Regions from separate parts of the Homo sapiens genome. Here region 2 is linked to region 1. Evidence: chromatin contacts called from ENCODE Hi-C or POLR2A ChIA-PET data. All regions are on one chromosome and are shown on one strand. The core of a region is the stretch at or near the end of the contact, and the rest is flanking DNA. Distances in the headings are between cores, read along the strand shown.

Region 1 (6,727 bases), core at 908-3,407:
GAATATCTTGTTTTCTTCATCAGCTGGGAATTCCTCATGGCAGATTTGAGTTTGCTCCTCTTTCTCTACTTCCTCAGGGTTCAGGCCAGAAGAACCTGAGAGACTGGTTCTGTCTTTGGGAAGTATTTGACTCTGAGTCTAATGTGACAGCTTTTCAATTTAGTGTTCTTACCATATTGAGTTTCATCAAGAACATCAACCCTCTCATTTTACAGGTGCAAGATCTGAAGCCCAGAGCAGGACATTATTTAGCCAAGGTTTGGAGTCTATGCTTACAAAGGAGTGAAAGCCCAAAGCAAGGTTTTAGTGTTGACGAGAGGCTAGATGAAGACAGAAGATGCAAGAGTGAAATACAATCAATTGTATGTCTTTTATTTTTATGTATTTATTTTTATTTTTTGAGACAGAGTCTCCCTCTGCTTGAGTGTGGTGTGGTGTGATCACTGCTCACTGCAGTCTTGATCTCCTGGGCTCAAGCAGTCCTCCCACCTTGGCCTCCCAAAGTGCTGGGATTACAGGAGTGAGCCACTGTGCCTGGCTGGTATGTCTTTTTAAAATTACTATCATTCATGAGTGTTTTGTCTTTTAGGGTTTTTTTTTTTTTCAACCACAGTGTGGCCTTCTCTCCAGTACCTCCTGCTCGCCCACACTGTTTCGAGCTAGACCTTCCCATAGGCCCTGCTCTCGGGTCTACCAGATTTGTAAGTCTTCAGAGAGGCTGAAACTAGGATCAAGGTGAAGTTAGGGTAAGTGAAGTAACGAAGTCTGGCTACACGAACTCTTTCCCTTTTCCTCCTCTCTTTCACATGACCTCAAATGATAGAAAATAACCTCCCTTCCATTGTGGTCTCTTAAAGTCAGGAGCTACATCTACATTCCATCAGTTTTCTGCTGATAAATCAACTCGGGAGAGCTGGTTGCCTTTAAGCCTTCCCAGGGCTCAAAGCAGTGCTCCACTTTTAGAAGATAATAGGGATATTTCAGTTGGTAAGCAGAGCTGTTCATCCAAATGCTTCTAAGTCCATCAGCTCTTAGAAAACCAAAACTTCTCCGTTGTAGAAGGCAGGTTGGGCTTAATAAAGAGAGAGAGAAAAAAAGGAAAACCGAAACTCTATCTCAGGTCCTTCTTGTCTTTCTTCCCTCGCTCTTTCTTCTGGCTGACATGTCTTCCCAAACCGCCTTGTCTACTAGAGGGTTGGTAGGTGGAGAGCAGAGGCTCAGGTTAGAAGCAAAGAAAATATTCTGTACAGGTAGAAACAAAAATGCCATCAAAATGTGTAGAGAATGTCCCCACAATTTAGATTGCCAAGCAAGTAATAGATGGGCAGCCCACCTAAGTGCCAGTGCTGGAGCAGGGCTACCTGACACTAACCAAGGACACACTCTGAACACAGATGTGGTTCATCACCCTGGGAGGTGTACTCCCCAACGCCAAAGGGAGGGTAGAAGAAGCAGATTTGGGCTCCTGCTTACGTCAGCTGAAACACCACCCAGAGGCCAGGCAGGGTCAGGTAGGGGGAGAACTATGCAGGATTATTCTAAGCCTTTGGTGGGGGGTGCCTGCTGGCATCCGCTGCATCGCTGTTTTTGGGGAAATTGCCCTCTATGGAAAATTACCCTCCAATTTCATCATCTGTAAAATACCAATTTTGGATTGCTAGCACAAAATTTGATACAAAGGTGGCCACCACCATCACTTCCTTTCTTTCACCTTTTCTGGGTCAGCCTGAGGGTTGTCGAAGGTTCTGCCCAGAGACTGTTGTCTCCCCAGCTTCCCTTATCCTTGCCCAAGATCGGGTGGCGGTCTCCGACCTCTCTCCAATCTGCCAGTTTTCATGGAAGCCCACTCCTCGCTCCCGTTTCCCTGGGAGAGCGGGAGACCCTTCTCGTCAGCCCAGACCCTTCGGGGCCCCTGAGCACCCTGCCCGCCCCTCCTGCCCGGCCGGGCTCGGCCTCGGCCTCGGCTCCCTGTGGGCCAGACAGACAGCGAGGCCCGGCCACCTACCTTCTCCTGGGCCCTGCTAAACTTCTTCTGCACCTGCTTGGCGAAGAGGCCGGCCGCGCCGCCTGCCTTGCCCTCTGCCATCCTGCCAACTCCCTGGGGGCCGCCGCCCTGGCCCCGCGCCCTGTGGTTTTCTGAGGCCCCCGAGGAGGAAGTGCGGGCTCCCGGCATGCCTCGCATCCGGCCCCAGCCCTGAGCCACCTCAGGCCGCCCCTGGCCAGCCCTGAGGCCCGCCCCTCAGCCCACCACTGTCAGCTGGAGCAGGCCGGCTCGGAGGGGCGGGCCCGGGGCCTACCCTCAGGCAGCGCTCGCTCGAGGCCAGCTTCCGAGCTCCAACCCCTGCCCGAAACCTCGGCCTCACTGAACCAGGTCCTCAGTGGTGGGCCCACACTCACTCGCTCCGGAAAGCCAGTTCCCATCACGCTGAGCACTGCAAAGCAACTGCCACCGCAGGGTAGAAAATGATGTGGGTTCCACTCAGCGAGAGGACCTACCATATCGAAAACACGTTTAGGTTCTCTGAGTATGCATGCGAAGCCGCCATGTACACTGCGTTTCTTGCTCCAGGTAGGCTCTAAGCCTGGAACTGGTAGGGATAGAGTGCAGAAAGCAGGCAGGACACCCGAGCCGGGCTTGAAAGAGAGAAACAGGCCGGGCGCGGTGGCTCACGCCTGTAATCCTAGCACTTTGGGAGGCCGAGGCGGGTGGATCGCCTGAGGTTAGGAGATCAGCCTGACCAATACGGTGAAACCGCGTCGCTACTAAAAATACAAAAATTAGCTGGGTGTGGTGGCGCACGCCTGCAGTCCCAGCTACTCGAGAGGATGACGCAGGAGAATTGTTTGAACCCGGGAGGCAGAGGTTGCAGTGAGCCGAAATCGCGCCACTGCATTCCAGCCTGGGCGACAGAGCGACAGTTCGTCTCAAATAAATAAATAAATAAATAAATAAATAAATAAATAAATGAGGAACAACTAAGCTGGAGATAGAAACAGGGTAGGGGGCTGGTTCTTAGGCAAGAGAATGATCACATTGAAAAAAGGCTGAGGAGGATAGTATGGACGCCCGTGCTGAGCATGAGGAGCAAGTTTTTCTAGTTGGAGTACAGTGTACTGGATGGAGGCAGAATGTGAACACAGACACAGATTGTGCAAATTGGGGTGCGGCTGTTGAGATGACAACTATTGTTTCTTTAGGGAGAAGTTCTCCAAAAAATTCCTCCCTGACCTGTTTGAGGGGATAGCTTGAGATTAGGACACTAGGTGTGGAGGAACCACGTACTCAGATTTTACAGTGCAGGTTAAAATTTCCTCAAGGCAGGGAAGAAGGTCAAAATAACACTTCCTAAGGAGTGGAGGGGGAAGATAGGGCCTGACACAAAATTAGAGGCCCTTGTATGCTACTGTGTTCCTCTTCTTTCTCCAAAACAATCATTACTGCACTCAAGGTCAACTGTGTACCAGGCATTGCTGGGTGTTCTGAAACAAGGATGAATAAAATGCAGTCCCTGACCTTAAGATGCTTAATGAAGTCTGGCCGGGCACCACGGCTCACACCTGTAATCCCAACACTTTAGGAGGCTGAGGCAGGCAGATTGCTTGAGCCCAGGAGTTTGAGACTAGCCTGCGCAACATAGCAAGACCTTCTCTCTGCTAAAAATACAAAAATTAATTGGGCGTGGTGGCACACACCTGTAGTCCCAGCTATCAGGGAGGCTGAGGTGGGAGGATCACCCGAGCCAAGGGAGGTGGAGGCTGCAGTGAGCCCTGATGGTGCCACTGCATTCCAGCCTGGGCAAAGCGTGAGGCCCTTTCTCAACCAATAAAGAATAAGTATTAATAAATAAGTACATAAATAAAGATGCTTAAAGTCTGGAAGTGGAGATAGGTGGGTAATCAGGTGATTCTAATGTAATGTGCTTAATTTATTTGTAGAGATGGATACAAAATTTTCTGGGAATAGGTGATTAGGGTTTGTTTGTTTGTTTGTTTGTTTGGAGACAGGGTCTTGCTTTGTTGCCAGGCTGGAGTGCAGCAGTGCCATCAGGGCTCACTGCAGCCTCTACCTCCCAGGCCCAAGTGATGGTCTCACCTCAGCCTCCTGAGTAGCTGGGACTAAGGTGCGTGCATGCCACCACTCCTGGCTACCCAGGCTGATCTGGAACTCTTGAGCTCAAGCAATCCACCCGCCTCAGCCTCCCAAAGGGCTGGGATTACAGGTGTGAACCACCTTGCCCTGCCAGGCGATTAGGGTTTATTCTGGATGTTAGCTTTGGTGATGCCCTGGAAGAGGCAGGGTGATGAAAATAGAAGGACTTGATATTGGATGGGGAGAAGTGGGGAGAAGCATGGAGAATAGCAGTACTGCGGGAACACTGAGAGTAGATGGCAATGCTAACAGGTGTGTCACTGGCAGAAGGAGGCCAGTACCTGTGTCCCTGCCAGGACTACATGGCATCCTCAGCAATGCAACCCAGCCACTGTCTCCTAAGAAACTCTGTTTAGTGCCAATATCTTGCAAACTGAAATTGATGGTCACCAAATCATGTAGTGTTAGAGAAGAAACAACCCTTAGAAGTTAATTAGATAGGGAAATTGAGTCACAGAAAGGGCTGATGACTTGACCACAGCCACCCAGCTCCTCAGTGGTGGAACTGGGATGGGAACAGACTCAGCCTCTTATAGCACATGGAGTGTTCTAGAGGCCTCTGCTGAGCCTGTCAATTCCAGGGTCTGTCTCAGCCAGTTTCTCCTTCTGTAATGTTTAATACCCTAGTCCCTCTTGTCTGGTCTTAAGTGATTGACATGAAAAGCTGCTTCTCATCCTTTTTAGCCTTCCCCTTTCAGTTCCCCCTTTGCTTTCTCATAGGCCACTCTAACAGACTGAGCCCTGGCCAGGATACAGCAGAATTATCAGTTTCCCAGTTCTCTGTGGTTTATAGAACCCTGGATCCGGTTGCCTAATTTTAGTCCCAGCCTTAAAGTGCTGATTCACACTTAGCTTGAGGCCCTATGTTGTTGTTGCCTCTTCCTTTCTGTTCTGCCTCTTCCCCTCAACCCTTTCGTTTCTTTGTTTAGTATCTTCTCTTCTCTCCTTTTTTCTATTCTTAGCTCTCCAGTCTCCATTGTTGTTTTTTTTTTTTTTTGAGACAGAATCTCACTTCATTGCCCAGGCTGGAATGCAGTGGCGCAATCTTGGCTCACTGCGGCCTCCACCTCCCAGGCCCAAGCGATTTTCTCCAGTCTCCTTTCTAATTTGTCACTTTCTTAGTCTGCTGGTATCTGCCCTGCCTCCTAATCTTATACTTCTATCTCTGGTGTATCCTAGTAGTTGCCATCACCCAGAAACTTGGAGTGGGCGTTCGTTTTAGGCACTAAAGGGGGAAACAAAAGAAGGATGAACCCACAGTATACCTGGGAAAGACAGGGCACATTCAGTCACTCAGGAAGTTTTTTGTTTGTTTGTTTTGAGACGGAGTCTTGCTTTGTTGCCCAGGCTAGAGTGCAGTGGCACGATCTCAGCTCACTGCAACCTCCACCTCCTGGGTTCAAGTAGTTTTCCTGCCTCAGCCTCTTGAGTAGCTGGGATTCCAGGCGCCTGCCACTGTGCCCAGCTAATTTTTGTATTTTTAGTAGACACGAGGATTCACCATCTTGGCCAGGCTAGTCTCGAATTCCTGACCTCGTTATCCACCCACCTCGGCCTCCCAAAGTGCTGGGATTACAGGCGTGAGCCACCGTACCCAGCCCACTCGGGAACCTTTTTTTTTTTTTTTTTTTTTTGAGATGGTCTTTCGCTCTTGTTGCCCAGGATGGAGTGCAACGGTGCAATCTTGGCTCATTGCAACCTCCACCTCCCGGGTTCAAGCGATTCTCCTGCCTCAGCCTCCCAAGTAGCTCTGTGCCTTCGAATATAGCAAATATCCACAGGAATAGGGCAGATGGACAGATTAGTGGATACATAGATCCTAAAGTAACCCAAAATGGATAACATAAAGCTACTCCCACTGGGTTTGTGTTGTGGACTGGTAGAGGTAGCAGCAAAGGGAAGACCCAGCCTGCAGATGTGGTGAAATCCAACTTGGATCCTATAACTGCATTTCTTCTAAATCAGTGGTCCCCAACCTTTTTGGCACCAGGGACCCGTTTCGTGGAAGACAATTTTCCACGAACCGGGGTGGGGGATGGTTTCGAGATGATTCAAGGGCATTACATTTATTGTGTACTACATTTCTATTATTATTACACTGTAATATATAGTGAACTAATTATACAACTCACCATAATGTAGAATCAGTGGGATCCCTGAGCTTGTTTTCCTGCAACTAGACGGTCCTGTCTGGGGGTGATGGGAGACAGTGACAGATCATCAGGCATAGGGACCCCTGCTCTGGAGGGCTTAATTACAAATAGACACAGTATGATAATGTATATCTAGTTTTATTTGCTTTTCTATCAATGGCTCAATAGTCTTTCAGAATGTGTTTTACTTTTTGATCGCAAGTCCTACTGCAGATCTAAGAACCATTTTGGGAAGGTCGTTGGACTCAGGAAAATGTTCAGTTGGAGGCGATGACCTGAAGGAAAGACAGTTATGTCCACAGTCAGTAACTCCTGCCTACCTCCTTTCTTGTTTCCTCAGGGCTCCCAGTTAAGTATGGTTTTGTACTGGGTTTATGGGAAGTTGACAGGGTGTGGGGACAGGGAGGCAGGAAGTCAGCCTCAA
Region 2 (6,642 bases), core at 2,148-4,647, 100 kb after region 1:
GTAATTTGCACAATAGGCCAGAAGATGGGGCTCTTGACCCTGGAGTCAAGGGCCAGAGGCTCTGACTTTTTCCACATTTGTACTGGAGAGAAGTCAGATCCACCAGTCCTCCCAGGAATCACCACTACTTCTCAATTCCTTTCCCTACCCTACCTACTCCACTTCTGCCATGGCTGGGACTTGCCTTCCAGGGGAGTGGGGGATGTGGGCACATCTTTCCTTTGGCCACCATCCTCGGCTCCTGAATTACCACGTTGCTAGAGTCAGTCTTTCTGACGCCCTGCCTCAGGTTTCCCCCTCTAATCCATTCTCCCCTAAGGGCAGATTTTGGAGATGGTACAATTTTTATAGGCCAATACAACATAGTGGTCAAGAACTCTAGAATCAGAGAGCTTGTTCTTGACTCGTCTCCTCAGGTGAATCTTTCCCCACCTCCTCAGAGAAGCTCTCCCTATCCCATGCCAGTTACTCTTGATCACATAACTCTTTATTTACTTAACAGTAGTGATTATAACTAGCGGTTATCTTGTTTGATGACTTGTTTACTTTCTCCCACTTGATTGTAAGGCTTATGAGGCCAAGGACACTGTCTTAATTGCTGTTTTCCCAACACCTAACATAGGGCACGATACATAGGTTCTCAGCAAAAGTGTTTTGAATTAATAGATGAATGATGGAATCCCAGCTTCATGACTGCCTGACCTTGAGTAAGTTGCTTAACTTCACTGAGCCTCAGTTTTTTACCTGTGAAATAGAAAAAGAGTAGAGACATTATGACTATTAAATGACACAATGCATTTATACCACTAAACCCAGGTTCTGGTGTGTGGAAGTTTTCCCTAAAGCCTTCAGCGTCCTGCTTTTTATCATTTAAGAAAAATAAAGTCTGAATGAATTAGCCAGATCTCCACAATTTGATCACAGCCTTTTATTTTATTTATTTTTTATTTTTTTGAGACAGGGTCTCACTCTGTCACCTCGGCTGGAGTGGAGTGGTATACTGAAGCCTCTCCTGGGCTCAGGTGATCCTCCCACTTCAGCTTCCTGAGGGGCTGGGACTGCAGGTGCATGCCACCATGCCTGGCTAATTTTTTTGTATTTTAAAAATAGAGATGGAATTTCTACATGTTGGCCCAAGTTGGTCTTGAACTGTTGGGTTCAAGGGATCCATCTGTCTTGGCCTCCCAAAGTGCTGGGATTACAAGTGTGAGCCACCATGCCCAGCCCACAGCCTTTCTCTATCACAACTATTACCTCCCACTGCTCTTCTCAATAACTTTCTGCTTTGGCCCAAATTGTGGCTACCCTGAATGGGCCATGTGCATTATTATTCTTAAGTCTTTGCCTAAGACTTGAGATGCTTGCTCTTCTTACCTTGGGTCAGCTAAATCTTACCCATGTTTTCAGACTTAGCTCGAATCCATGTCCTCTGTGAAACCTTCCTGAAGATCATTTTCTCTTCTGAATTTTTGCAATCTTCATGGTTTATATAATATTACTCATTAACATATACCCTGTTTCCCTGATAAGCCTGTTAAGCTCCCTTGGAGATATATATTTTAGATTTCTCTGCCTCTACAGTGTTACTTGGGCCTGTTCATTAGTAGGTGTTCAATACATTTTTTATTAGATTGAATTAAAAGCATTCATATTTACTAAGTACTTTCTATGTGCCTGGGATTGGTTGAGGCTCTGTTGAGTATACAGAAGGGCATAAGAAAAATAATCATTGCTTTCAAAGAACTTATAATATTTTAGTAAGCTAAAGTCAACATATAAAGTACTTAAATAACCACAGCATGACAACTGCTATAAGAAAGGTATGAAGTGCCTTGAGAATTCTGGGGAGGGTGAGATGACATCTGTTAGGGGTATCAGGGACAGTAGAATAAAGAAAGGCTTCTTGGAAGAGGGTGGCTTTTGAGATTAACTTTGAAGGATGGTTAAGATTTTGATGGACAAAAATGGGGATGAGGGTAGGATGTGAATTCCAGATTCAAGATGACAGGATTAGTAAAGAGATTGATGGAGTGTGTGGCAATGAACACTAAAACGCAGAGACTAGACAGGAGGCTTATACAGGACATCAGAAATACAATTCTGCTTCAGGGATACTGAAGCCCAACCTTGTTTCCAATTTCAGGACCAACACAAAGGATGGTAAGCAGGGGTGGAAAGTTTTAACATGTATCAGACTACCTTCCCCAACTGTAGCTTCTTTAGGGGCTGAGAATTATTTGCAACAATTCTTCCCCTGACCCCAATTTGGACCTACCTGAAGTCTGGTATGATAGTGCATATAAAACAAAAGGCCCCACGGCCGGGTGCCATGGCTCACGCCTGTAATCCCAGCACCTTGGGTGGCTGAGGCGGGCAGATCACCTGAGGTCAGGAGTTCCAGACCAGCCTGGCCAACATGGTGAAACCCCGTCTCTACTACAAATACAAAAAAATCAGCCGGGCGTGGTGGTGGGGACCTGTAATCCCAGCTACTCAGGAGGCTGAGGCAGGAGAATCGCTTGAACTGGATAGGCGGAGGTTGCAGTGATCCAAGAACACGCCATTGCACTCCAGCCTGGGCAACAAGAGTGAAACTTCGTCTCCAAAAAAAAAAAAAAAACAAAAAAAACAACAAAAAAAAAACAAAAAAAACCCAAAAGGTACCTTTCTTTTTCTTGAGGAGAGAGGGTTGCTTCGATTTTAGCCAGCCTCTCTTTTCTTATAAATCCAAATCAAATTTAATGCATTATTCATGATATTCTAACCTTGTGTTAAGTCAGTAGTTCTGTTGCTAAATAATAGTTTGCCTTAGATCATTTCCTGGAAAAGTTCGAAGCCTTTTTGTGGAATTGCTTCAACAGTCATCCTTAGCTCGACCCTGTCCGTGTGTTTTGCTTCTGACTTGAGACTCAAGAAGAAGACCTAAGTCATAGTGAGACTGTGAGGGAGCCTGACACTGCCTGCCTTCTTCAATTTAATGCTCTTTAATCTGGCCATTAGCTCAAGGAAAAACAATTAATTTTAGAAGGCCCTCTCCCCTCATCCGCAATTACCTCCTCCTGCAATCGCGAAGGATGTTTGCCCGGAATTTAAACATCATCTCCCAAGGAATGAAATCAGAATAGGCAAAACCGACACTTTCCCAGTTTTCAAGGGTCAGGTGCAGCTGCAAATAGAAGCAGAGATTTTCTAGCAAGCAGTTGGAAGGACCTTCACGCCCAGAGGCCCCTGAAGGGAGGGAGGCGGTTTCCAAGGCAACCGGGCCCGGGAGCGGTTGGCTCCCCGGCTCCTCCCCCTCCCCGCGGTAGCCCAGGGTACCGCCGGACAGCGTCCTCCCGTGCTCCGCGCCCTGATTGGCTGCGCAGGCCTCTCGCTGATTGGTTGCGGCGGATGCCTCGCGGGCCGGTGGCTATGGAGGCGGCGGCGGTTGATGGTTGACCGTTGGCTCCGGGGTGGGGGTCGCCGTTCGAGTGATCTGCTCAGACCCGACCAGAGGGCGCGGGCTGCTGATGCTTGGCTTGGAGCCCGTGGGGGAGACCTAGTTCGGCTCCGCCATGCCGGCCGCCGGGAGTAACGAGCCGGACGGCGTCCTCAGCTATCAGGTAGGGCCCCGCCTCCCGCGCCTCCCGCTCCTCCCCGGGGCGCAGCCTCCTCATCCTCTGCCCACCCTCCTTCCTTCTGCCCCCGAGCCCAGGCTTCCCAGGCCGCTCCCTGAGGGCGAGGGGAGGCCAGCCCGGGACACCAGGGGGCGCTCCGGGCGGTTGGGGACCAGGCCAGGGCTGCGAGAGAGTGACCTTGGGCCGAACCTGGGATCTGGCCCATCTCTGCCGCATCCCTTGCGCCGCCCGCCCAGGAGCCCTGACAGCCGGCGGGCGGCGACCTCTTGTTCTCCTCGCGTCTTTCTGTTGGAAGGGGCCGGCGTCTGGCCTCGCGTTGTCCTGCCAGAACGTGGGCAGAAAGGGTAGCAGGGACCTTGCTCTGGTGGGGCACGTCTTCTCTTTGTGTTTTTATTTCTGGGGGTTTCTGGTTCCTCAGTGGTTCAGAGGAAAAGCCAGAAAAGACTCTGGAGGCTGGGACCAATCCCTGATAGGGTGACCCGGTTTGTGACTCCCTCTGCCCCATTGAACAGACACCTGAAAACTTCTGGGTAGGGACTGCAAACTGGGCTGAGGATGTGTGGAGGGGTCAGGAACAGGTGCTTATTTAAGGGAATTAAAAAACCAAGGTTAAGTAACTGGTATTGGAACTGTTGGGGCGGCTAATGTAAGGAAAAGCATTGGACTAAGTGTTAGAGTCTGTAGTTTGAAATCCTACCTCTGCCTCACACAAACTTTGTGACCTTGAGTAAGTCACTTGCCTCTTTGAACCTCAGTTTCCCCAGCTATTAAAATGGGAATAGTTATGTCTGCTTTGCATGCTTCACAGGGTTGTTTTGAGGATCAGACGAAGTGCTGTTTGTGAAAGGGCTTTGTGGAGTAATGTTTATTGTGTGACACTCAGTGAATGAGTGGCAGCCCATTGAATTCTCACTCCCCGTTTCCTGTGCAATCAGATGGTGTGGTTTCTGCCTTGGAAAGAGGGTTGGAAGAGGAGGCAAGTCTGAAGTACAGGGCTCTGAAGAGGGTAATGGGCCATCTCAGGAAGGATGACACGTCTTGGAAACAAGTGCCATGTTGACCTCAGGGATGGTTTCCCCGAGGAGGCAGGGAAAATATCCTGAGTTTGCAACAAAATGAGTATCAGACACTGACTCTCTCCTCTTCTTCCTGGTTAATAGTTTGCTACAATTAATAGAAGATACATCCTTCTTTCCTTGCTCTGTCTGAAAAGAACAATATCTAAGATTTTGGAAAATGCATATCTAACCCCCTTAAAGCCTATTAAATGTATTCAATCTCTGTTTGGGATACAATGGTAAGAAAAAATAGGCAATGTTCTTGCCCTCCTGGAGCGTATCATTTAGTGGGGGAGGGGAGAAGTACTATTTTTAATCAAATATCACACAAATAAATATCATAAACTGTGATAAATGCTTTGAAGAAAGATAGGCAGTGCCATAAGCGTGTATAACAGTGGTTCCAGACATGGTCTCAGAGAAGATTTTGCTAAGGAAGAAAATCTGGGCAAAGAGCTAAAGGATGAATAAATGTTAACTGAGGGAAGAGGGGGATCACAGGGCCTGAGAGGCAAAGAGAACAGCTACACAAAAGACCTGTGGCAGAGGGGGACACACCTGGTTAGAGACCTGAAATGAGGCCAGTGTGGTGCAGCAACAAGGAGCGATGAGGGGAATGGTATATGAGATGTGTTCTGGGGTTATAACACACAGGGCCATTTGGAGCCCATGCTGAGGAAGTTGACATTTATCTGAGGAACAAGGGGAAGCCACTGAAGGGGTTTAAGTAGAGGGGAAAGGGGAGAGAGGGGGTCTCTCCTAACCGGGAGAGAGAGAGAGGGCATGAGAGAGTAAATGAGATCATGAACAGATTTTCTTTTTTTTTTCTTTTCTTTTTTTTTTTTTTTGAGATGGAGTCTTGCTCTGTCGCCCAGGCTGGAGTGCAGTGGTGCGATCTCCACTCACTACAAGCTCCGTCTCCCAGGTTCACGCCATTCTCCTGCCTCGGTCTCCGGAGTAGCTGCGACTACAGGCGCCTTCCACCACGCCCGGCTAATTTTTTGTATTTTTAGTAGAGACAGGGTTTCACCGTGTTAGCTAGGATGGTCTTGATCTCCTGACCTCGTGATCTGCCCGCCTCGGCCTCCCAAAGTGCTGGGATTACAGACGTGAGCCACCGTGCCCGGCCCAGATTTTCCTACTGAAAGATTTCTTTGGCTGCAGTGGGGAGAATAGGTTGGAATGGATGTGAGGATACAGTGTCCTTAACATGCAGAATGTTTACAGGTTATATTATTGAGGGCATCATGACCCTTAGGTTTCTGTTAGTGTTCTGTGAAATTAGTAATTCTTGAGTACTTCTGGAGTAGGATAGAAAATATCTCCTTTATATCTAGTTTGTGAAACTTTCTTGGGTGGTAGGGTGAGGAGAAGAAAAGGAATACAATGGGAACAGTAGGACCTCATGAAGGCTGGAGTCAGGTAATAGGCAAATGGAAATTTGAGAGATAGGGAGGAAAAGAGAATGAGGGTAGAAGGAGGAAAGGAAATGGGGATGACTTGGGGGAGAGACAGTCAACTGACTGGCAATGACCAATTAAACCTTCTATGTGCTAACTAGGCTGTGTGGAGATGGGCCTTGTAAAGTGAGCAGATTGTGTAACTTGATGTAAACAGAGAGGTTCCAGACATCACCTCTAAATATCATAAGGCTGTGCTGTTTTGGAAGATGTGAGCTACTGTCCTAGCCTTCTAACAGTTCCCTCTGCTTTCTTTCTTGCCCTTCTGTAAGACTACTCTCCACATGGCAGCCACAGGGAGCTTTTAAAAACACAAATCAGATCATGTCACATCTTATCTTGAAACCCTTCAGTGGCTTCCTGGTGCCTTTTAGAATAAAATCCAAACTCTTTATCATGGCCTACCAAGCCTGAATACAATCAGGCTCTTGTCCACCCTCCCAGGACTGCCTCTCCTCCACTCTCTTTCTTGCACCTCCTCTGGCTTTCTGTTTCTTCAATACAGTA

The links. Hi-C counts contacts between places; a loop is a spot of excess contacts on that map. ChIA-PET counts read pairs that join two places held with the same protein, here RNA polymerase II (POLR2A). Pooled maps may share reads with other maps.
Region 2: a pooled map shows a loop between it and region 1 (2.7-fold over the local background). The contact joins the promoter of SLC4A8 here to the promoter of BIN2 in region 1. A Hi-C loop is called at or near these places in 1 of 50 pooled maps. POLR2A ChIA-PET finds 5 or more read pairs at or near these places in 5 of 52 experiments (OCI-LY7, PC-9, WTC11 and 2 more).

What each region holds. Positions count from the first base shown.
Region 1 is chr12:51,322,017-51,328,743 of GRCh38, forward strand. It overlaps BIN2 (bridging integrator 2), which reads right to left and starts at 2,158. Exons shown (of 13, transcript NM_016293.4): 1 at 2,006-2,158. The coding sequence starts at 2,086. It overlaps LOC105369767 (a long non-coding RNA gene), which reads right to left and starts at 1,992. Exons shown (of 2, transcript XR_944957.3): 1 at 1,712-1,992; 2 at 352-1,187. CELA1 (chymotrypsin like elastase 1) reads right to left here. Exons shown (of 8, transcript NM_001971.6): 8 at 6,426-6,578. The coding sequence ends at 6,561. RefSeq lists an enhancer at 1,684-1,873 and silencers at 1,904-2,393, 5,089-5,383.
Region 2 is chr12:51,421,434-51,428,075 of GRCh38, forward strand. SLC4A8 (solute carrier family 4 member 8) reads left to right here and starts at 3,398. Exons shown (of 25, transcript NM_001039960.3): 1 at 3,398-3,602. The coding sequence starts at 3,555. SLC4A8-AS1 (SLC4A8 antisense RNA 1) reads right to left here and starts at 3,895. Exons shown (of 3, transcript XR_001749147.2): 1 at 3,807-3,895; 2 at 3,054-3,166; 3 at 466-744. RefSeq lists silencers at 3,157-3,366, 3,637-3,846 and an enhancer at 3,957-4,016.